Linked DNA regions of Homo sapiens: region 1 is linked to region 2. Evidence: read pairs that join two places in POLR2A ChIA-PET (ENCODE). Cell type or tissue: B cell. All regions are shown on one strand. Links, peaks and the distances in the headings refer to the core of each region. The heading gives the core; the rest is flanking DNA.

Evidence for each region. Peaks named below come from ENCODE experiments on the same cell type or tissue, not always from the same donor. Only the 100,000 strongest peaks of a DNase experiment are listed, where the experiment ranks them.
Region 1: POLR2A ChIA-PET joins it to region 2 with 6 read pairs; 3 of 35 experiments call an interaction of 5 or more read pairs at or near these places.

Annotation. Positions count from the first base shown.
Region 1 is chr17:1,605,263-1,620,699 of GRCh38, forward strand. SLC43A2 (solute carrier family 43 member 2) reads right to left here. Exons shown (of 14, transcript NM_152346.3): 3 at 11,300-11,507; 4 at 9,717-9,772; 5 at 7,933-8,009. LOC124904121 (small nucleolar RNA U13) reads right to left here and starts at 11,033; the gene lies at 10,930-11,033. RefSeq lists an enhancer at 1,281-2,046. In B cell, for the core only: no CTCF peak of the experiment used is centred there; a DNase peak (open chromatin) is centred at 2,249.
Region 2 is chr17:1,661,825-1,670,298 of GRCh38, forward strand. It overlaps PRPF8 (pre-mRNA processing factor 8), which reads right to left. Exons shown (of 43, transcript NM_006445.4): 25 at 82-329. Among named protein-coding and RNA genes, the nearest start is that of RILP, 16 kb to the left of the region's middle. In B cell, for the core only: no CTCF peak of the experiment used is centred there; no DNase peak of the experiment used is centred there.

The DNA.
Region 1 (15,437 bases), core at 1,279-3,778, 55 kb before region 2:
TAAACAGGCCGGACTGTGTGACCTTCCCAGAGGGGAAAACAGCAGCTGCAGGCGGCCCCTCCCCTGGCATTCTGGCCATAGAGCATGACCACCGGACAGGAGTGCCTGCAGGGCCAAGGCCCTGGGACAGTGCGGGCGCGGGAGCTTCTCTAAGATGCCGGACGTACGTGCCTTTTGGCCCAGGGCAGGCCATGGCATTGCTGGCAGGCAGAAACAAGGGGCAACCGTGGCACCCCCGGCCCTGACTTTCCACATCCACGGACTCCCGAGTCCTCCCTGGCCTGCAGGAGGCTGGGGAGCTGGGTGGTGGGTGGGGGCTGCGGAGCTGGGAGGTGGGTGGGGGCTGGGGAGCTGGGTGGTGGGTGGGGGCTGGCATTCTGGCCCTCGGGTCCCCTCCAGAGGGAGCCTTGTCCCCAAGTGGCTGGAGTACACACCCAGAGTTCTGTACAACCTGCACAGGCCGGGATCCCGGAACCAGACTGCACAGGTAGACTCTGCCAGGCTGGGCTGTTTCCTACCCACAACAACCGGGCACCTCCAAGCACATGCTGCCCGGGACAAGGTCCTTGTGGTCACCTTTCTGCTTCAGTGCTGAAGGGAGGGGAAGGGTGTGCTCCCCTCCCCCGGCCACCTCCTGTGCCTTCCCGGCCGGGTCCAGTCCTGCCAATACCGCTGCCCTTTCCGTCTGAACGTGGTCACATACTGCAGCAAATTCATGAGGCAGAACCCTCAGATGGCAAATTCTCCCCAAACCAATGGCAAGTAGCTGACTGCCTGAGCTTCCCCAAGGTACAGGACAGAAAGAGAGGAAGGTGGGGAGGCACAGCAGGCACTGGGCACTGGCAAGTCCCGCTCACCAGGCACCTAGACCCTCCAGAGCTGGCCGGGGGCCACCGCGGGACCCTCTCCTGGACCCTCCAGAGCTGGCCGGGGGCCACCGTGGGACCCTCTCCTGGCTGCAGACGCGGGGTCTACTGAGCCACGGCACTAAACTCCTGTCCCCTCTCTGGGGGCATCTGCCATCCTGCCCTCCTCTCCAGGATCTGAAGAGGGATGTTTATCCTCTTCACTTCCCTCAGATCCCACCTCCCATGAAATCATGCCTTCCTCAGGTTTAAAGTCAGACTTGAAGGAATCAAAAGGGAAAATCCACAGAGAAATGTCTCATCGGGGAGCCTGGCAACATTTTGAAACCCGCTTTTCTGTGTGGCTTCTGCTGAGAAATCCCCATCCCACCCACGGGGACAGGGGTCAGAGTAATGGAGTGGAAATGGCAGGTTCACAATTTTGGCTACAGCTGCTCCCATCTCTAAGCAACCCAGGCTCCGGGTTGGAGGGTGGCGACCCCAAGATGCGGCCTCAGCCGCCGGCCGTGTTTGTGCTCCAGCCGATGAAGCGAGTGCAAAGGGCTGTACAAACGCGAGGCACTGAACAAACACTGAGCGTGCCGTCCAGATGTCCCGGGGGAGGCTGAGGATCCACACCGTGGGGAGTGCTCTGCCCCCATGGAGTGACCTGGCGTCCGCCCTCCACGGATGGCACGCGATGGCCCAGGCCCTGTGCTGCAGGGCCCTGGGAGAGCCAGCACTGGCTACTGGGCAGCCTACCTGACGCGACAGCCACCCTTGCCCCTCGGAGCCTCCACTTGGGAGGGAAATACCACCATGGGTGCCGACCTCTTGGGCTCTGGAAGGATGGCTCATGGCCATCTCCTTCTGGACTACAAGGAAAAGGCGTGTGCCCGCTTGGAGCCCCCTCTCCTACCAGTGGGGGTAACAGCTCGCAGCCCCTGGTCATCTGTATTTAGACCACAGCCCATGCAGCACAAAGGCCCCGGGACCCAGGAAGTCCCCGAATTAAGGCTTCCACAGCGCCGTCCCCTAGAGTCCTGGGTTATCACAGAGCTATTATCCACAGCCCCAACATGGTTGTTGAAGATTGGAGTTAGAAATTCCTAAAGGCGACCCTGGAGACTCCTTTGTCCCCCAAATTAGAACACGGGTGGGAGACACAAACAGAAAGTGCCATTGTGCCCTGAGCTTGGCGTCTCTGGGAGCTGATCCCGACAGTTCTGCTTTCTGAAGTCCTGGGTTGTATCAGAATGAGATTCGGCTCTGCTCAGCAGAAGCCCCAGTCAGCCCAAGAGTGTTGCTTAACTGCTTCAGCCCTGTCCTCACTGACCTCATTTCCCTTTTGGGGTCTGTTCTCAAGGAGCAGGCACTGGAGCCCTCATCAGAGGCCTCAGGGGGCAGGGGAATGCCCATGGAACTCCCTCCACCCTGGGGGGAGGCAGAAAGAGATGACTTAGAAGGAGAGCTGGCCCATGCAACCAGAGGGTGTGGGTGTGAATGGTGGGTGTCAGCACATGCCCTCAGACGAGGAACAGTGACGTAGCAGCTTCCTGGGGCCTCTGGACCAAGGGTTGGCAAACTTTTTCCATAAAGGGCCAGACAATAGACTTTTTTTTTTTTGAGTCAGAGTCTCGCTCTGTCACCCATGCTGGAGTGCAGTGGCACAATCTCAGCTCACTGCAACCTCTGCCTCCCGGGTTCAAGCAATTCTCCTGCCTCAGCCTCCTGAGTCGTGGGGACTACAGGCGCCCACCACCACATCTGGCTAATTTTTGCATTTTTAGTAGAGACGGGGTTTCACCATGTTGGCCAGCCTGCTCTCAAACTCATGAGCTCAGGTGATCCACCCGCCTCAGCCTCCCAAAGTGCTGGGGTTACAGGCGTGAGCTAGTGTGCCTGGCTAAGACAGTAGACCTTTTGGGCTTTACAAGCCATATGGCCTCTGTCACGACTGCGTTGACTCTGATGAGATACCACAAAAGCAGCCACAGACAGGAGCAAACAGGCACAGCTCTACCCCATGAAGTTTTGTTTACAAAAACAGGCAGTGGTCTGGATTTGGCCTGGCAATGGCGGTTTGCTGACTCCTGCTCTAGATCAAAAAATGAAAACCTTGAAGAACAAACCAACAGCCTCCCTTAGACAGACCTCTGGTAGCCAAACGCTTCAAATGGTGATCAGGTGACTCTCTTGCCTGGTCACTCTCTAGCCTGTGTAGCTTTTTGCCTCCAGTGGGAGAGCAAAGAGTGAATAGAAACGCTCCTGCCACAGTGGTTTGTGTGTTTTGTTTTTTTTTTTAAGACGGAGTCTCACTCTGCCACCCAGGCTGGAGTGCAGTGGTGCGATCTCAGCTCACTGCAACCTCCGCCTCCCGGGTTCAAGCAATTCTCCCACCTCAGCCTCCCGAGTAGCTGGAATTACAGGAACATGCCACCATCCCAGGCTAATTTTTGCATGTTTAGTACAGATTGGGTTTCATCATGTTGGCCAGGCTGGTCTTGAACTCCTGGCCTCAGGTGATCCACCCACCTTGGCCTCCCAAAGTGCTGGGATTACAGGTGTGAGCCACCGCACCCGGCCACCGCAGTGGTTTTTAGCCTTCACACAGACCTGCCAGAGGCCAGTGAAAGTAATGGACCCTCCCCTCCAGAAAGACACAGCTGAGCAGCACCTACACACGCTTTGTTGGCATGGAATTTCAAGGGTGTGCACGGCTCTCCTGAAGCTTACTCATGGACCATGTAGAGACCTGAAAACCCCAGGGTAAGATCTCCTGCTCACTCGGAAAGAACACTAGTGTCTTTGTATTTGAAAGAGCTCTTACGAGTCACTAAATACTAATAATAATAAAATCAAGAGCACTGTAGAAAAATAGACAAATGACACAAAGAAGCAATTCACAGAAGAAATGCAATTTACCAATAAAGAGGAGAAAAAATGCTCTGTCTCACTAATAATGAAATAAATTTTAAAAATGGCATGTCGTTTTTCATAGGATCAGAGTGGCTATGTTTTAAAGAGGAATGACATGGCACTGGAAGGGACATGGAGGAAAAGACACTCGTGTACGTGCTGGTGGGCCTGTGGTGGCAGGCAGGCTTTTTTTTGAGACAGAATTTCACTCGTCGCCCAGGCCGGAGTGCAGTGGCGCAATCTCGACTCGCTGCAACCTCTGCCTCCCGGGTTCAAGCGATTCTCCTGCCTCAGCCTCCCAAGTAGCTGGGATTACAGGCGCCCTCCACCAAGCCCAGCTAATTTTTGTATTTTTAGTAGAGACGGGGTTTCACCATACTGGTCAGGCTGGTCTCGAACTCCTGACCTCAGGTGATCTGCCCGCCTCAGCCTCCCAAAGTGCTGGGATTACAGGCGTGAGCCACTGCGCCCGGCCAGATAACATTTTTAGAAGACTATTTAACAGTACATATTAAATTTTAAAACATGCTAATCCTGTGGCCCAGGGCTGCCAGGAACTTATTTTACAGAAATACATGTACAGGGATGCTCACTTCAGCAGCATTCATAAATTGGAAAAATTGGGAACCAAGCCAAAAGTCCATTAGTTGGAAACAGGTTGAATAAATGATGGTCCATCTATATTAAAGAATAATATACAGAACTGCTTAATAATAAGGCAGATCTCTAAGTACTGACAGGAAAGGATGTAAAAGATACATTAAGGGAAAAGGCAAGTTATCACAGTTCTTTTTTTTTTAAGAAAAAAAAAAAGAATAACACTGGTACATGCAGATCTTTTAAATACTGAAGAAATATATTCCAAACTGATGAAGACAGGCTGATAGAATTTTTTTTTTTTAAACGGAGTTTCGCTCTTGTTGCCCAGGCTGGAATGCAATGCCGCGGTCTCGGCTCACTGCAACCTCCGCCACCCAGGTTCAAGCGATTCTCCTGCCTCAGTCTCCCAAGTAGCTGGGATTACAGGCGTGTGCCACCATGCCCGAGTAATATTTTTGTATTTTTAGTAGAGATGGGGTTTCATTTCACCATGTTGGCCAGGCTGGTCTCGAACTCCTGACCTCAGGTGATGGGAACCTTCTCAGCCTCCCAAAGTGCTGGGATTACAGGTGTGAGCCACTGCGCCTGGCAGGCTCATAGAAGTTTAGTCTACAATTCATATTTCTGAAATGTTAAATTTTTACTTTTATTTTTGGGACAAGGTCTCGCTCTGTCACACAGGCTGGAATATAGTGGTGTCATTGTGGCATACTGTGGCCTGGAACTTCTGGGCTCAAGCCTTCCTCCCACCTCAGCCTCCCGAGGAGCTGGGACTACAAGCAACTGCCACCATGCCCTGGCTAATTAAAAAAAAAAAAAAATTGGAGAGACAAGGTGTCTCGCTATGTTGCCCAGGCTGGTCTCAACCCTGGCCTCAAATGATCCTCCCACCTTAGCCTCCCAAAGTGCTGGGATTACAGGTGTGAGCAACTGCTCCCAACCTGAATTTTTAAAATAAAATCATTTTTGGGCCAGGTATGGTGGCTCACACCTGGAATCCCAGCACTTTGGGAGGTCAAGGTGGGAGGATCTGTTGAGCCCAGGAGTTTGAGACCAGCCTGGTCAACATAGTAAGACCCCATCTGTAAAAAATGAAAATAAAAAATGTAATGAAAAAAATTTTGTTTTATAATTATAAAACATAAAAAAAGACAAAGAATTCTTACTGGCCTATTAGCTCCAACCGCAGGGTCCCTTTTAAAGTCTTTCTTTTTTTCCTTTTTTTTTTTTTGAGGGGGAGTCTTGATCTTGTCACCCAGGCTGGAGTTCAGTGGCGCGATCTCGGCTCACTGCAAACTCCGCCTCCCGGCCTCAAGCGATTCTCCTGCCTCAGCCTCCCAAGTAGCTGGGATTCCAGGGACCCACCACTGTGCCCAGCTAATTTTTGTATATTTTAGTAGAGACGGGGTTTCACTATCTTGGGCCAGGCTGGTCTCGAACTCCTGACCTCATGATCCACCACCCCCATCGGCCTCCCGGAGTGCTGGGATTACAGGTGTGAGCCACCGCACCCGGCCTAAAGTCTTTCTTAACAGGGATTCTTGGTCGTTTTTCAGACAAAACACCTCTCGGCATTTCGGGGTGTGAGGTCCTCAAGCTCAAGGACCATCTCGTTCCTTTATCCCTGAAATTCAGGCCTGCCGTGACAGAGGCGTCGCGTGACTAAAATAATGGAGGTGAGGCCAGGTTTTTAGTTTTCATGCTGATGAAAGAGCTGCTGGTTTTCGGCCGAGCGCCGTGGCTCACGCCTGTCATCCCAGCACTTTGGGAGGCTGAGGCGGGCAGATTGCCTGAGATCAGGGGTATGAGACCAGCCTGGCCAACATGGTGAAACCCCGTCTCTACTAAAAATACAAAAATTAGCGAGGCGTGATGGTGCACGCCTATAGTCCCAACTACTCGGGAGGCTGAGGTAGGAGAATTGCCTGAACCCGGGAGGCGGAGGTTGCAGTGAGCCAAGATTGCGTCACTGCACTCCAGCCTGGGCAACCGAGCAGACTCAAAAAAAAAAAAAAGAAAAAGGAAAAAAGAAGAGGTCCAGAAGCCCCCAGAGCTCCCTCAAAGCTAAACAAGAACCCTTCAATGGCACGACAAGGGAAATCAGAAACCAGAGTGTACCACAAATAGTAATGGTAGGTACTGTGTCTTAGAAACTTTTTCACCGGTAAACTGATGCAGGCGAGGTTTCCTTGATGGACAGAAGCCTCTCTGAAGAAGCTATTATTCTCACTTCTTTCCCAATGGCCAGCTCGGAATGGCACAATTGCCCAACTGGGCGAGCCCACAGAGTTCCCTTCTTCCCTCTGGGAGAGACTTTTTGGTTCCTCTTTTGACTTTCTTTTTTGTTGTTGTTTTTGAGACAGAGTCTGGCTCTGTCGCCCAGGCTGGAGTGCAGTGGCTTGATCTTGGCTCACGGCAACCTCCGCCTCCCAGGTTCCAGCAATTCTCCCGCCTCAGCCTCCGAGTAGCTGGGATTACAGGCATGCACCACCCGCCCGGCTAATTTTTGTATTTTTTAGTAGAGACGGGGTTTCACCATGTTGGCCAGGCTGGTCTCAAACTCCTGACCTCAAGTGATCCGCCTGCCTCAGTCTCCCAAAGTGCTGGGATTTCAGGTGTGAGCCACCATGCCCAGCCCCTTTTTTGACTTTCTTTCTTTCAACCCCACCTTCCTTCTGCCTCCCTGACATCAAGAAGGAGCATATTTTGTGATGTCCTGGGGCTCCCAACAAGGGGGTGCTTAGTACCCCGAGAAAACATCTCCCCCAGGCGACTGTCTGTGCCCGGGCACGGAGGAAACAAGAGGAGCAGAAGACCAGATGTTCCCTGCATTTTCCATCTGGCTCCGGACAAAGGCAAAGGTTGAGGCAGTTCCACGGGAGGCGGGTGGTCAGGCTGCTCCATGAGCCGAAGCTCCCGGAGACCCTGATGACAGCTGCCGAGGAAAACAGGAAAAGAAAGTGGGCGGCAGCGTTTTGTCTTCCTGCCTCTGCCTTCCTTGGGCACAAGGCTAGTGAGCTGCTTCCGCAGCATCAAAGCCCAGATCAGAAGGCAGGGAATGTCGGCCAGGCCAGGTGGCTCACGCCTGTCACCCCAGCGCTTTGGGAGGCCAAGGCGGGTGGATCACCTGAGGTCAGGAGTTTGAGACCAGCCTGACCAACATGGCGAAACCCCATGTGTACTAAAAATACAAAAATTAGCCGGGTGTGGTGGCGCACGCCCATAGTCCCAGCTACTCGGGAGGCTGAGGCAGGAGAATCGCTTGAACCTGGGACGCGGAGGTTGCAGTGAGCCGAGATCCCCCCACTGCACTCCAGCCTGGGCGACAGAGCAAGACTCCGTCTCAAAAAAAAAAAAAAAGGCAAGGGATTGTGAAGCCACGCCCTGCTGCCTGTGGACCTCAGCTGAGGAGGCCCTGCCAGGCCACCTCGCCCATAGCCCCTCTACTGTTTGGGACACCCAGGCACATGCAGGCACATGGAAGGCAAGGAAACAGAAACCAATCAAAGCGGCCTCAAATTTAGAAACAGATTACTGAACTACAGAGCTTTAAAAAATCTGTACTCACTGTTAATGAGGTGAAGGTCATACACATCCCACCAAAGCCATTCAGAGCCAGGGCGATGAAGATGAGCACGGAGAGAGCTGCAGGGACATGGAAAGCTCGTGAGTGGAGACCCCAGCTGAGCTCCAGGGAAGCCGGGACCAGCCCAGAGTCCTGCGCGGTGCAGGCTCCCAGTAAATCCAGTAAACGCAGGCCGGGGTTAGTACCTGACATCTGGGGAGTGGAACTGCCCCTTTCTCACCCCCTCCTCTAGGCCTATTTCTTTTTCTTTTTTAATCGAGACGTAGTTTTGCTCTTGTCACCCAGGCTGGAGTGCAATGGCACGATCCTGGCTCACTGCAACCTCTGACTCCCGGGTTCAAGTGATCCTCCTGCCTCAGCCTCCCAAGTAGCCGGGATTACAGGCATGCGCCACCACACCCGGCTAATTTTTGTATGTCTTGCCATGTTGGCCAGGCTGGTCTCGAACTCCTGGCCTCGGGTGATCTGCCGATCTCAGCCTCCCAAAGCGCTAAGATTACAGGCATAAGCCACCATGCCCAGCCTCCTCTTGCCTATTTCACAAAGCGTGGGCTCTTGAAAAAGCTGCACACCCATCTTCTTTTCTCCAATTAATATTAGCAGTGTCCAGGCGCAGTGACTCACACCTAGAATCCCAACACTTTGGGAGGCTGAAGCAGGAGAATTGCTTGAGCCCAGGGGTTCAAGACCAGCCTGGGCAACAAAGTGAGACCCCATTTCTAAAAAAAAGTTAAAAATTAGCCAGGTGAAGCCAGGCGCGGTGGCTCACGCCTGTAATCCCAGCACTTTGGGAGGCTGAGGCAGGTGGATCACGAGGTCAGGAGATCAAGACCATCCTGGTTAACACAGTGAAACCCCATCTCTAATAAAAATACAAAAAATTAGCCAGGCGTGGTGGCGGGTGCCCGTGGTCCCAACTACACAGGAGGCTGAGGCAGGAGAATGGCGTGAACCCGGGAGGTGGAGGTTGCAGTGAGCTGAGATTGCGCCATTGCACTCCAGCCCGGGCGACAGAGGGAGACTCTGTCTCAACAACAACAACAAAAAAATTAGCTAGCTGTGTGTGTGCGTGCCTGTAGTCCCAGCTACTCTGGAGGCTGAAGTGGGACGATCGCTTGAGCCTGGGAGGTCCAGGGTGCAGTAAGCTGTGACTGCACCACTGCACTCCAGCCAGGGTGACAGAGAGAGACCCTGTCTCTAAAACAAAACAAAACAAAACAACAACAACAAAAAAACAAACAGCAGCGAGCAGGAGGCCTAAGAAACCAAAAATACAGGTTCCTGAAAATCAGTAGATGAGCCTGGCTAAGATTTTGGTGAAACTCGAGTCCTCTTTTGGTGTTTGCTCTACAAATCCTTGAACAGGGTTGGGGACCAGGTGGCTTCTAAGCCATCCTTCATGCTTTGGCCTGTGCTGCCTGGAGGGGACTCAGCTTGTGACTTCTGCACACACCGATGACCATGCCCCTGCAGCCGGCCTGGTTCTTAGAACTTGCCTCTCAGGTTGGCATCAGTGAGGGACTGGCTTGGTTTGGTGATGAGATGGAAGTTGCTCATACCCTGGAAGCTCCTGTCTGGGGTGGCTGCTCTCTGATCTCGCCGTCTATTTGAGATAAGTAACTGAGTAGAGGCGTAACAGGTGTCCCCTCTAACTTGAGCAGGGAGCAGCAGGCCCAGGACAGTGTCCAAGAGCAGGTGGGCCTGGGAGCAGCTCAGGGCACTCTCTCCCCGGTCCCTGACAGAAGATGGAGGGAGAGGACACTCACCGTTTGGTTTACTTGCTCCGTACGCAATCAGCAAGCAGGAAACCGCGAAGCAGGCGCTAAAACCAAGCAGAAACGCAATGTTATTTACCATTATGACTTTATTCAGTGTTATTGTTTTGTTTTTGTTTTTGGTTTTTGGTTTTTCTTGAGACAGAGCCTTGCTCTGTCACCCGGGCTGGAGTGCAGTGGCGCGATCTCGGCTCACTGCAACCTCCGCCTCCCAGGTTCAAGCATTTCTCCTGCCTCAGCCTCCCAAGTAGCTGGGATATTACAGGCGCCCACCACCACGCGTGGCTAATTTTTTTATTTTTAGTGGAGACAGGGTTTCACCATGTTGGCCAGGCTGGTCTCGAACTCCTGGCCTCAGGTGACCCACCCAACTCTGCCTCCCAAAAAGCTGGGATTACCAGTGTAAGCCACCGTGCCCAGCCCATTTTCATTTATATTTTTGTATATGTATTATAAAGCACATTAAGAATGGCATAGGGGGCCGGGAGCCACTGCACTCCAGCTCCAGTTGCTTGGGCAACAACAGCAAAACTCCAACTCAAAAGGAAAAAAAAAAAAAAAAGAATGGCATAGGGGCCAGGCACGATGGCTCACGCCTGTAATCCCAGCACTTTGGGAGGCCGAGGCGGGCAGATCACAAGGTCAGGAGATCGAGACCATCCTGGCTAACACAGTGAAACCCCGTCTCTACTAAAAATACAAAAAATTAGCCGGGCGTGGTGGCAGGCGCCTGTGGTCCCAGCTACTCGGGAGGCTGAGGCAGGAGAATAGCGTGAACCCGGGAGGCGGAGCTCGCAGTGAGCCGAGATCGCGCCGCTGCACTCTAGCCTGGGCGACAGAGGGAGACTCCATCTCAATAAATAAATAAATAAATAAATAAATAAATAAATATGAAAAATATAAAAATTAGCTGGGTGTGGTGGCAGGCGCCTGTAATCCCAGCTACTCGGGAGGGTGAGACAGGAGAATTGCTTGAACTGGGGAGGCAGAGGTTGCCGTGAGCCGAGATCACGCCACTGCACTCCAGCCTGGGCGACACAGCAAGACTCCGTCTTGAAAAAAAAAAAAAAAAAAAGAGCACAGATATACATCATTTATAATTCCATGTGCTTATTATATTGGGGGTACGTGTTGAAAATCTTTTTTCTGGTGGAGCTATAAGGTCAAACGGGCTGTGGAAACCAGTGTTGTTGGTTTTTTTTCTCATCAGATGGATACTGTGCCAGCTTCGTAACAAGGTTTGAGGGAAGCATGTCTCACACATGCGAGGGAAACCCCAATTATCATGCTTATGAACTACAAAGGGATGGGAAACACATGTTCTTAGTGACAAGCAGCTCCGGTCCCTGGGCGGCCTGGAGCCTGGAGCTTTTCTTATTCGGTACTGGAGCACGGCGAGGACCACAGTACCTGCTGATTCGGTGGCGGACGGGGTAGGAACTCCATTCTGGAGGGCCTTCAGGGAGCTCCACAGTACACCTGATATCAGGTACGACCAGGATACCCTTCTGTGGGGAACTCAGCCCAGGGGGTCCACCTGCCCACTCCCTGCCCCCTAAGGGACCCACACTGACCTGCCCAGCAGCCTGAGCTTCCTCGGGCCATACTTGTCCATGACGATACCCAGGGGCAGGGTGATGGCACTGAGCAGAAAGGAGCCCACAGTGAAGGCCAAATTTAGCATCTCGTCCTGGGCCTGGCAGCTGAGCCAGCCGTTCATCCAGCTCACCTCCTCGTGCCCCGGCTCTGCTGTGCCGCCCACTGTGCCATTGGTGACATTCTCTGTGTGAAGAGGGAAGGAAACCCTGACCTCAGGGTCATGACAGGGATTCCCAAAGATCAGAAGGGCAGGTGCCCATTCAGAGTCCCCCCACTGGGAATGCCAGGGCTGGCTGGCGGCCTCTCGAGGGCTCAGGCTACCCCGCAGCAGGCTTGGATGGCCATTTGGCCCAAGTCCCCTGGAGTGAAAATGTAGAGGTTCTTAACTTTTGTGGGGGCCATGGACCCTTTGAAAAATCCAATAAAGACCTCCCCAGAAAATGCACACCAAGGTTTATCCACAGTTTCAGGAGCTTTGTGTGTCCCTTGAAGAGCAACGAAGCCCAGGCTGAGAGTCCCATTCGAGAGCATCCGCCACCCTAGAACGGCAGACCTCAGGGCCCAGCCTTGGCTGTGGGGCCCCAGGCTGGTGAGAACCTTCTCACGGCAGCTATGTCCGTGGGGACAGACTGCAGCCAGTATGGAGGCAGAACCCAGACCACTTGGGAAGCACAAGCACTGGTCTCACCCCAATAGCCTGGTTCTCCTCTGTCCATGTGGGGAGACTGCGGCGCCTCCTTCAATGGGAAGTCCAGCTGCCTTCTCAAACATAGAACAGATGCCACCTTCTCCCCCTGATATTTTCTTTTTCTTTTTTTTTTTGAGGCGGAGTCTCACTCTGTTGCCCAGGCTGGAGTGCAGTAGCACGATCTCGGCTCACTGCAACCTCCGCCTCCCGGGTTCAAGCAATTCTCCTGCCTCAGCCTCCCGAGTAGCTGGGATTACAGGCACCTGCCACCGCGCCCGGCTAGTGTTTGTATTTTTAGTAAAGATGGGGTTTCATCATGTTGCCCAGGCTGGTCTCGAACTCCTGACCTCAGGTGATCCTCTCACCTCTGCCTCCCAAAGTGCTGGGATCACAGGCGTGAGCCGCCACACCCAGCCGATATGCACCTTTCTTATTTTCCTTGCCGGGGTCACAGTGGTGCCATCCCGTGGCCATGCCTAGACCTCGCTGGGTGCTGAGTCTGGTGTGTTTGCCACACCCAGCCCTTAATGGCCCCCTTCAAAGTCCACCCAGCACCAAAACAACACAGAAAGGAAGAGAAAAGTGCTGTGGCAGCTGAAGATGGGAGGGTGGAGGACGGGCTGGGAACGTGGCTGAGGAGCTCTCCTGGCCGGGACTGCTAGTTAAGAGATGCTGACTAATCCTGCAGAAAACAGGAGCCGACTTTGATTAGACATGAGGTCACGCTGGGAGAGTCAAGGAAACGCTCTTCTTCCGGTAACTGCCTGCCTTCCAATTGCAGCCCTCTGGCGCCAGGGCTGTAGCGCCGAGGTTTGCAAAAGCTTGCTCAGGCCTCTCGGGGTTCCTCCAAGGTTACTGGAAAGGATGCGCACAGGTGGACTCGTGCTTCATGCCAACGTGTGGCCAAGGAGCCCCGCCGGGGCCGTGTGGATGAAGAGCGTGGAACTGGAATCTGGTTTCTAGCTTCCAGTGTTTGATTCTCCACTTTCTACCTGCATGACCTTGCTCTAGCTCAGTTTCCTTGTCCATAACATGGACATCATATAATGATAAGATCCACCTCCTAGAGTGTGGGGGAAGATCAATGAGAAAAATTCAGAAAACCTTCTGGAGCTCACCCAGGCATAGAAAGCACTCAATAATGAATAGCTACAAGTTGCTGCTGTTCTCGTGGTTATCATGATCATTGCTGCTATTGGAGGCTCCGGCGGGGAATCACGGCACCATCAGCTGGCACAGAGCCGGATGCAGTGGCTGTGGGGAGCACAGTCCCGTCAGCGTGTGTGGAAGCGCAAAGACATGTCTAATCCCCCACTGGGCTGTGAGCCCCGAAGGGCAGGGCCTGCACTGTGGTCACTTCTGTGTCCCCAGTATCTCACCCAGGTCTTGGCCTACAATAGCTGTTTACTGAATAAATAAAAACAACAGGGCCAGGTGTGGCGGCTCATGCCTGTAATCCCAGCACTTTGGGAGGCAGAGGCGGGTGGATCGCCCGAGGTCAGGAGTTCAAGACCAGCCTGGCCAACATGGTGAAGCCCCGTCTCTACTAAAAATTCAAAAATTAGCCAGGCATGGTGGCGCATGCCTGTAATCCCAGCTACTCAGGAGGCTGAGGCAAGAGAATCATTGAACCCGGTAAACGGAGGCTGCAGTGAGCCAAGATCACACACCACTGCACTCCAGCCTGGGCAAATAGTTAGACTCTGTCTCAAAAAAAACAAAAAACAAACAAACAAACAAACAGAATCAGGCCGGGTACAGTGGCTCAGTCTGTAATCCCAGCCCTTCGGGAGGCCAAGGTGGGTGGATCACCTAAGGCCAGGAGTTCAAGACCAGCCTGGCCAATATGGTGAAACCCCATCTCTACTAAAAATACAAAAATTAGCCGGGCATGGTGGGCGTCTATAATCACAGCTACTCGGGAGGCTGAGACAGGAGAATTGCTTGAAGCCGGGAGGCGGAGGTTGTGGTAAGCTGAGATCACACCACTGCACTCCAGCCTGGGCAACAGAGTGAGACCCCGTCTCGAAAAACAAAACAGAACAAAACAAAACAAAAACAATGGCACCAGATCACAATGGCCAAAAAGATCGAGAGAGGAATCAACAGAACCACGTTGAATCGAGGGGGGATTTAAGGAGATCAGAGCCACGAGGTTAACCATGTGGAGCCACAGAAATACAACGTCACCAACCAGATTCCCACCTCGGCCACTTTCTCTCGGTTTTCCAAAAAGAAGCTCTACCACACGGTCAGCCAAACACATGGCAGACGGGGTCCTCGAGCCCGTCAGGGTGGAGCTCAGAGCGGTCATGTACACCGCCACAGCCGACAGGCCTGGGCCACTCGCCCATCCACAGTGGGGCAGCTTCTGGAAAGGAGGAGCTGCTTTGTGAGTTGGTGTTGGTTTCAAATGTCAGCTCTGCCAGCAGCAAAGGAATTGGCTCTGAAGTCAGGGAAAGAGGGTCTCTACAAAGCAACAGCCATTTCCAGGTTGACATGCAGATAGGAGCAAACCAGCACAGAGGTGACAGAGAGGATGGATGGAGAGAGCACGCCAGGGCCCAGGATGGGTGACTTGTGGGGACAGTGACTGCACAGGGGCCGTGGAATAACTGAGGGCTTGGGGGGCTGCACGTTCTACTGCTGCAAGCAGGAGCCACGGGGACAAGGAATGGAGTGGGTGAGGCAGCACTGCCTGAGTAAAGGCACCAGGGACCTCCAGTTACCCCAGGGAGGAACCACAGCTGGGTCTCTAAACCCATGGGTTTTCTCATCTAGAGCCAGAAGATAAAAATCCCAAGGCTAGGCCAGGCACGGTGGCTCACGCCTGTAATCCCAGCACTTTGGGAGGCCGAGGCAGGCGGACCACTTGAGGTCAGGAGTTTGAGACCAGCCTGGCCAACATGGTGAAACCCCATCTCTACTACAAATACAAAAAAATTTAGCCAGGCTTGGTGGCAGGTACCCGTAACCCCAACTACTTTGGAGGCTGAGGCAGGAGAATCGCTTGAACCCAGGAGGCAGAGGTTGCAGTGAGCCGAGATTGTGCCACTGCACTCCAGCCTGGGCCACAGAGTGAGACTCTGTCTCCAAACACACAAACAAACAAACAAAAGTCTTAAATTGATTAGAGATCTGGTCACCCCTTTAACCACATAGGGAAGAGGCAAGGTCAGGGTAGAGGCAAGGGTATCTGTCCTTCCCATCTTTTACCCTGGAGCGACTACACACAGGGGCAGGGACCTTGCACGTAGGCCAACAGCCTTCTCGTCTTAAACAAATCCCTGCCGATGGGGCCACCAGGCCCTCTGCCCGGCCGCCTGCCTCCAGGCCGTCCCGTCCAGCAACAGAGGCGCCTGGGGCCGGGGAGGTGAGCGGCTTCTCCTTCTGCTTGTGGAGCAATTTGAGAGTCTCCCTCCTGC
Region 2 (8,474 bases), core at 1-2,500:
TAAAGCCTAAAACTAAAGAAATACCCACTTCCCTTAGGGCCTGAGCAATAGGGTTTAGAAATACGTTGAACCAGGCTGTACCTGAGGTCGGATTGGGGGATGAGCACATGGCCCATTGAGAGCATGCCGAGTCCACCCAACTCCTTAGGGGTGTAGAACACAACCGGGGGGAACCGACTTGGCATCTTGGAGTTGAGTCCAATCTTGATACGTGTCTGGATTTTGTTCTCACACTTCACCAGTAAGTCCAAGAGCTCTTGGGTGTTCACCACAGCCTCCCGAAAGTATGTCATAAGGCCAATGAGAGCTGTATTCCACTTATTCACAATCTAAAGGTAGTAGAAAAAAAAGTAAATTACAGATGAGCCAGGGGCGGGGAGGGTGGAGACTACTTGATGCAGTTAGTTTTATCCCTACTACTAAAGAAAGATTTGAGTTCAACATCATTAGTCACTAGGGAAATAGAAAGCAAAACACAATGAGGCTGGGCGCGATGGCTCATGCCTATAATCCCAGCACTTTGGGAGGCCAAGGTGGGAGGACTGCTTGAGCCCGGGAGTTGGAGACCAGCCTGGCCAACATGGCAAAACCCTGTTTCTACTAAAAATACAAGAATTAGCCGGGTGTGGTGGCAGACGCCTGTAATCCCAGCTACTCAGAAGGCTGAGGCAAGAGAATCGCTTGAACCTGGGAGGTGGAGGTTGCAGTGAGCTGAGATTGTGCCACTGCATTCCAGCCTGGGCAACACAGCGAGACTCCATCTCAGGGGAAAAAAAAAAAAAAATGGTTCCCCTGGGCCAGGTGTGGTGGCTCACGCCTGTCATGCCAGCACTTTGGGAGGCCGAGGTGGGTGGATCACCTGAGGTCAGGAGTTCAAGACCAGCCTGGCCAACATGAAACCGTCTCTACTAAAAATACAGAAATTGAACCCAGGAGGCAGAGGTTGCAGTGAGCTGAGATCGCACCACTGCACTCCAGCCTGGGAGACAGAGCAAGACTGTGTCTCAAAAAAAAAAAAAAGAAAAGAAAAAGAAAAAAAAAAGCACACCAGATGGAGCTATACAAACTAGTGAAGAACACCAGAAATGGTAAGTATGTGGGTAAAATGCAAAAAAATATTTTTTCTCATTTTGCAATTTCTACAAAAGATAAAGGCTGTTCAAAGCAAAAAGAGTAACAAAGTATTATAGCACTTATAATACATGTACAATTAAAATGTTATGACAAAAATACTACTAAGAGTGGGAGTGGAACTTAAAGTGTATTATTCTAAGGTTCTTGTACTATATGTGAAGTGATCCGTAGTAGACTAATGGTCAAAGTAGATCACAGTAAGTGAGCTATGTATATACTGTAAACCTTAGAGCAAACAATAAGAAAAAAACCATGTAGCCAAATAAGTGAAAAGTGGAGATAAAGTCACAAAACAACTAAATTCAGAAGAAGGCAGGACAAGAGAAAAGCAGAAAAAATAATTTAAAAAAAAAAGAGTAAGACGGTAGATTTAAACTGAGCTACATTGCCACATTGATAGTTACATTAACCTTAATTGAGGTATTTAGACCATTTGTAAGGCAAACATTGTCAAATTGGATTTAAATAAAAAGGCCGGGCATGGTGGCTCACACCTGTAATCCCAGCACTCTGGGAGGCTGAGGCGGGCCTCGGGGTCAGGAGTTCGAAACCAGCCTGGACAGCATGGTGAGACCCCCCGTCTCTACTAAAAATACAAAAATTAGCTGAGCGTGGTGGCACGCGCCTGTAGTCTCAGTTTCTTGGGAGGCTGAGGTAGAAGAATCGCTTGAACTCGGGAGGCAGAGGTTGCACTGAGCCAAGATCATGCCACTGCACTCCAGCCTGGGCAACCAAGGAAGAGACTCCATCTCAAAAAAAAAAAAAAAAAAAAAAAAAAAAAGAGCCAACTATATGCTGTCTATAGGAAATAAACTTTAGTTACAAAGACACAGATTAACAGTAAAAAGATGGAAAAATACACCCATGCAAACACAAAACAAAGCTGGAGTGGCACTACTGATTAAGACAAAGACTTCAGACCATGGAATGTTATCAGGAATACAGAGGGATATTTGATACGATAAAGTAGTCAACTCGTTCAGAAGACCTAATAATCCTAAATACATTATGTAACTAATAACAGAATTTCAAAAATGATGGACCTGAAAGACAATAAACTCACAGCTGTAGTTGGATCTTTCTCTCAAGCAAGACAGGGTCTTGCTCTGTTGCCCAGGCTAGAGTGCAATGGCACCATCTCCACTCATTGCAGCCTCCACCTCCCAGGCTCAGGAGACTCTCCCGCCTCAGCCTCCCAAGCACCTGGGACTACAGGCGTGTACCACCACACCCAGCTAATTTTTGTATTTTTTTTGTAGAAATGGGGTTTCGCTATGTTGCCCAGGCTGGTCTCGAACTCCTGTGCTCAAGCAATCCACCAGCCTCAGCCTCCCAAACTGCTGGGATTACTAGAGATTTCTAATACTCCTCAGTAATCGATAGAAGTATACAAAAAATATCACTAAGGATATAGAAGACTTAAGCAATGTAACCAACTGACTGGACCTAATGTTTGTAAAACACTCAACCTAACAATAGCAGAATACAGATTAACAGATATTTTCCAGCACACATAGGACAGGCACCAAGAGAGACTGTACGCTAGGACATCAAAAAGTCAGCCTCAGCCAGGTGCAGTAGCTCATGCCCGTAATCCCAACTCTTTGGAAGGCTGAGGCAGGAGGATCGCTTGCGCCCAGGAGTTTGGGTCCAACCTAGGCAAGAGTGAGATCCCACCTCTAAATGAATTAATTATTAAAAAAAAAATCTTGATACATTTTTTAAAACTAAGATCATATACAACATGTTTCCTAATCATAATGGAATCAAAGCAGAAACTAATAAGGGAAACCCCCAAATATGTAAACAGCATAATTTGAAACAACCTAAGGTGAAATATGAACTCATAAGGGAAATTAGAATATACTTTTAACTAAATAAAAATGAAAACACAACATATTAAAATGTGAGGAATGGGGCCGGGCACGATGGCTCATATCTGTAAGCCCAGCACTTTGGGAAGCCAAGGCGGGTGAATCACGAGGTCACGAGTTCAAGACCAGCCTGGCCAACATGGTAAAAACCTGTCTCTACTAAAAATACAAAAAAAAATTAGCTGGGTGTGGTGGCGGGCACCTGTAATCCCAGCTACTTGGGAGGCTGAGGCAGGAGAATCGCTTGAACAGGGTAGGCGGAGGTTGCAGTGAGCCGAGATCGTGCCACTGCACTCTAGCCCGGGCGAAAATGTGAGACTCTGCCTCAAAAAAAAAAAAAAAAAAAAAGGGAGGAATGCAGCTAAAGCAATGCTGAGAGGAAAATTTACAGAAGTGAATAATACTATTAGAAAAAGAGAAAGGTTGGCCAGGCACGGTGGCTCACCCCTGTAATCCCAGCACTTTGGGAGGCTGAGGTGGGTGGATCACGAGGTCAGGAGATCAAGACCATCCCAGCTAACACGGTGAAACCCGTCTCTACTACAAATACAAAAAATTAGCTGAGCATGGTGGCAGGCGACTATAGTCCCAGCTACTCAGGAGGCTGAGGCAGGAGAATGACACAAACCCAGGAGGCGGAAGTTGCAGTGAGCCAAGATTGCGCCACTGCACTCCAGCCTGGGCGACAGAGCAAGACTCCGTCTCAAACAAAAAAAAACGAGAAAGGTCAGCTGGGCACGGTGGCTCACGCCTGTAATCCCAGCACTTTGGGAGGACGAGGCAGGTGGATCACGAGGTCAAGAGTTCAAGACCAGCCTGGCCAAGATGGTGAAACCCTGTCTCTACTAAAAACACACAAAAAAATTAGCCGGGTGCGGTGGCAGGCATCTGTAATCCTAGCTACTCGGGAGACTGAGGCAGGAGAATCGCTTGAACTCAGAGGGCGGAGGTTGCAGTGAGCTGAGATCGCGCCACTGCACTCCAGCCTGGGTGAGAGAGTGAGACTCCATCTCAAAAAAAAAAAAAAAGAAAAAGAGAAAGGTCCAGGCCAGGTGCGGTGGCTCACACCTATAATCCCAACACTTTGGGAGGCCGAGGCAAGCTGATCAGGTGGTGGTCAGGAGATCGAGACCATCCTCGCAAACACGGTGAAACCGCGTCGTAGTAAAAATACAAAAAAAAATATTAGCCGGGTGTGGTGGTGGGCACCTGTAGTCCCAGCTACTTGGGAGCTGAAGCAGGAGAATGGCGTGAACCCGGGAGACGGAGCTTGCAGTGAGCAGAGATCGCGCCACTGCACTCCAACCTGAGTGACAGGGCGAGACTCTGTCTCAAAAAAAAAAAAAGAGAAAGGTCCAAAATTGATAATCTAACCTTTTACCTTAACAAACTAGCAAAGGGATGGCAATGATAAGAGAAGAAATCAATGCAACAAGGCCAGGCGTGGTGGCTCACACCTACAATCCCAGCACTTTGGGAGCCCAGGGGGGTGGATTACCTGAGCTCAGGAATTCAAGACCAGCCTGGGCAACATGGCGAAACTGTCTGTATCCAAAATACAAAGAAAAATCAGCCAGGCATGGTGGCATGTGCCTGTGGTCCCAGCTACTTGGGAGGCTAAGGTGGGAGGGTCTCCTGAGCCTGGGAGGCAGAGGTTACAGTGAGCTGAGACTGCGACACTGCACACCAACCTGGGTCATAGAGACCCCATCTCAAAAAAAAAAAAAATCAATGCAACAAAAAAGAGAAAAACGATAAAAATTAATGAAACCAAAGCTGTTTCTTTGAAAAGCTGAATAAAACAAGATAGCAAACCACAAAATACCAAATGATATAGTCAAGACTTTAAGGCAAAAAATGTCTTCTGAACAATTATTGAGGTGAAAGAGTGCGTTGGCTGGAGTTACTATAGTAATCTGCCTTGAGCAAATGGTATTCAGACAAGCAAGGAGAAAAGACTGCAGGTGAGATAACAGCTCAAACCCTACTATGAAAGCTAGACTGAGCATCTCGCATGTCCACAGGATGAGACAACCAGGCAGATCTACAGAAAGGAGGGGGGCCGGGTGCGGTGGCTCATGCCTGTAATCCCAGCACTTTGGGAGGCCGAGGCGGTTGGATCATGAGGTCAGGAGTTTGAGACCAGCCTGACCAACATGGTGAAACCCTGTCTCTACTAAAAATACAAAAATTAGCCGGGCATGGTGGCAGGCACCTGTAATCCCAGCTACTCAGGAGGCTGAGGCAGGAGAATTACTTAAACCCGGGAGGCGGGGGTCGCAGTGAGCTGAAATTGTGCCACTGCACTCCAGCCTGGGCAATAGAGCAAGACTCCCTCTCAAAAAAAAAAAGGAGGGCCAGGGGCCAGGATAGGCTAGATACTGGGGTAAAGGCAAGTGGATGATTCCCATTAGGTTTAGTAAATTCTTGGACTGCACTTGGAATTGCTGATGTGTGTAATGGAACACAGTATTTCTGTTGTAGTTAACAGTGCTCTATCCCTGAAGGGGAGGAGGCATAAATTCCTGAGGAGCCCAGTGTTCCTTTACTAAATAGCAGAAATTCCTGGGGGATAAGGGGAGGCAAGAAGGAAAATAATATTTACTCAGGTCTACGTGTACTAGGTACCATGGTAAGAAATTTATATATGTTATACCTCTTATGTCTTCATAAAAAACAAGTTATAGAACTTGCCCATGACATAGCTTTTTTTTTTTTTTTTTTTTTTTGAGATGGAGTCTCACTTTGTCACCCAGGCTGGAGTGCAGTGGCGCAATCTCAGCTCACCGCAACCTCCACCTCCGGGGCTCAAGTGGTTCTCCTGCTTCAGTCTCCAGAGTAGCTGGGACTACAGACATGTGCCACCACGCCTGGCTAATTTTTGTATTTTTAGTAGAGATGGGGTTTCACCATATTGGCCAGGCTGGTCCTGAACTCCTGACCTCGTGATCCACCTACCTCGGCCTCCCAAAGTGCTGGGATTACAGGCGTGAGCCACCGCACCCGGCCTATTTATTTATTTTTAAATATAAACAGGATCTTGCTATGTTGCCTAAGCTGGTCTCAAATTCCTGGGCTCAAGCAGTCCTCCCACCTCGGCTTCCAAAAGTGCTGGGATTGCAGGCATAAGCCACCATGCCCAGCTTTATCATGCAATTTACCAAGTAATATGGCTTACTAAATACCCCGTTTCATTTAATTCTCACAAAAGCCGTCTGACCTAGGTCCTATCAGTATCCCTATTTTACAGATGAGGGAATTGAGGCCCAGCATGGGCAATATTCCCAAGATCCCAACTAGTAATATGACAAAGATATGATGTGAACCCCATCTGACTCCAGAGCCTGTGCTTCTAACCACTAGAGTCAACTGCATCCTTACCCTCTCAGACACTCCTCCACTCCTCAGCCTCTAACTTCTGATATCCAGTTCCCTGATGCCTACAATTCTTTCCCAGGCCAATGGCCTCTTCTGCTCTCTCTCCTCTCCCCTCTTCCAGTATCTCAATGGGGTCTAGCATTCTTTTTTTTTTTTTTTTTTTTTTTTTGAGACAGAGTCTTGCTCTGTCACCCAGGCTGGAGTGCAGTGTCGCGATCTCGGTTCACTGCAAGCTCTGCCTCCCAGGTTCCTGCCATTCTCCTGCATCAGCCCCCCTGAGTAGCTGGGACCACAGGCGCCCGCCACGACATCCAGCTAATTTTTTGTATTTTTAGTAGAGACGGGGTTTCACCGCGTTAGCCAGGATGGTCTCAATCTCCTGAACTCGTGATCCACCCGCCTCGGCCTCCCAAAGTGCTGGGATTACAGGTATGAGCCACCGCGGCCGGCTGGGTCCCGCACTCTTGATTCCCTTGCATTCAATGCCTTACCACTCTACAACTGTCTTCTAACAGAGCTCTATTCCTTAATCACCAGTGTAATCTATCCACCTTCTGCATCCCTGTCACTGAGTAGCTGGGTGATTCTGGGAAAAACAAATGCTCAGAGTTGTCTTCCCAAAACCCAGCTGAGCTCCCAACACACCTTCCAATCCCTCTCAGTTTCTTCAGCAATCATCATACCCTAATACCATGAAATTCACTATGCACAACTCTTTCCCCTAACTGCAGCCCAAGAAAAGCTGAAAAACTCAAAATCCTGTTATAGCTTCCCACTAACCTCATCTATATCCACATCTTTCCAGACCTCTTTCCTGTCAGGTTCAGAGGATTTTTCCTCTGCTTGCTCTTTATTCTATCCCTAGGGAGACCCTCTGCACCTCTGCTCATCAATTACCTACTTTTCTTTTCTTCGAGACGGAGTCTTGCTCTGTCGCCGAGGCTGGGGTGCAGTGGCACGATCTTGGCTCACTGCAACCTCTACCTCCCGGGTTCAAGCAATTCTCCTGCCTCAGCCTCCCGAGTAGCTGAGATTACAGGCACCCGCCACCGCGCCTGGCTAATTTTTGTATTTTTAGTAGAGACGGGGTTTCACCATGTTGGCCAGGCTGGTCTCGAACTCCTGACTTGGTGATTCACCCACCTTGGCCTCCCAAAGTGCTGGGATTACGGGCGTGAGCCACTGTGTCCAGCCAATTCCACACTTTTCTCTTGTACACTCAACTGCTACTGGGCTCCTTAATTAAAACACGCTCAAGTCACTGTCATTCAAAAACACCTGCACTGACTTACAGCTCCCTCTAGGTGGCATCTGATGTCCTTCCTTCTCTTCAACTGACAAACAGATTGTCCTTGCTGTCTCCACTCACTCACTTCCCATGAAGCCTCACCCACTGCCATCTGGCTTCCATCCCTACTATTTCTGTAACAGCTCCTGCTAAGGTCACCAATGACGTCCTAACTGTCAAATCCAATGGATACTTTTCAGTCCTCATCTAACTGAAATGCTCTTAGGCAACTGACACTGCTCAGCATCACCCCAATTCTGGACACGTGTTCCTGAAGGCCTTGGTTCCAAGACCCGGCACCCTCCCACAGGTTCTGACCACACTTCATCTTAGTATTCCCCACATTTCCAAATTCCTCCCTCTCCTCTTCTCACTCCACATTGTCCCTGGGTGATGTCACTCATTCTTGAGCTTTTGACCTTTTGTGGATAGGCTCCGAAATCTACATCTTTAATCCAGACCTGTTCTCCATGTTTCTTCAGATTGCTTCTCACCTAGGAACCTCTAAGCTATCCCTGACTGCTCTTACCTTTCTAGTTTCATTTCTCTCCCTGGAATGTCTCACTCATACTTTTTAAATCAAATCTAACAGATCATCAATTAAAGAGGCACCACTAAGGGAGCAGAAGGAATCAGGAATCTACACATGTGTATATATGTACTTAAATATGTATCTTGGAACTGAAGAAATAAGGTATAAATAAATACCTGGGGAAATCTCCATCTGAATGTTCTCAGGAACTTCAAACTTTATATATCCTAAACTAGATTTCTTTATCTTCGATCCTAAACCTGTTCTT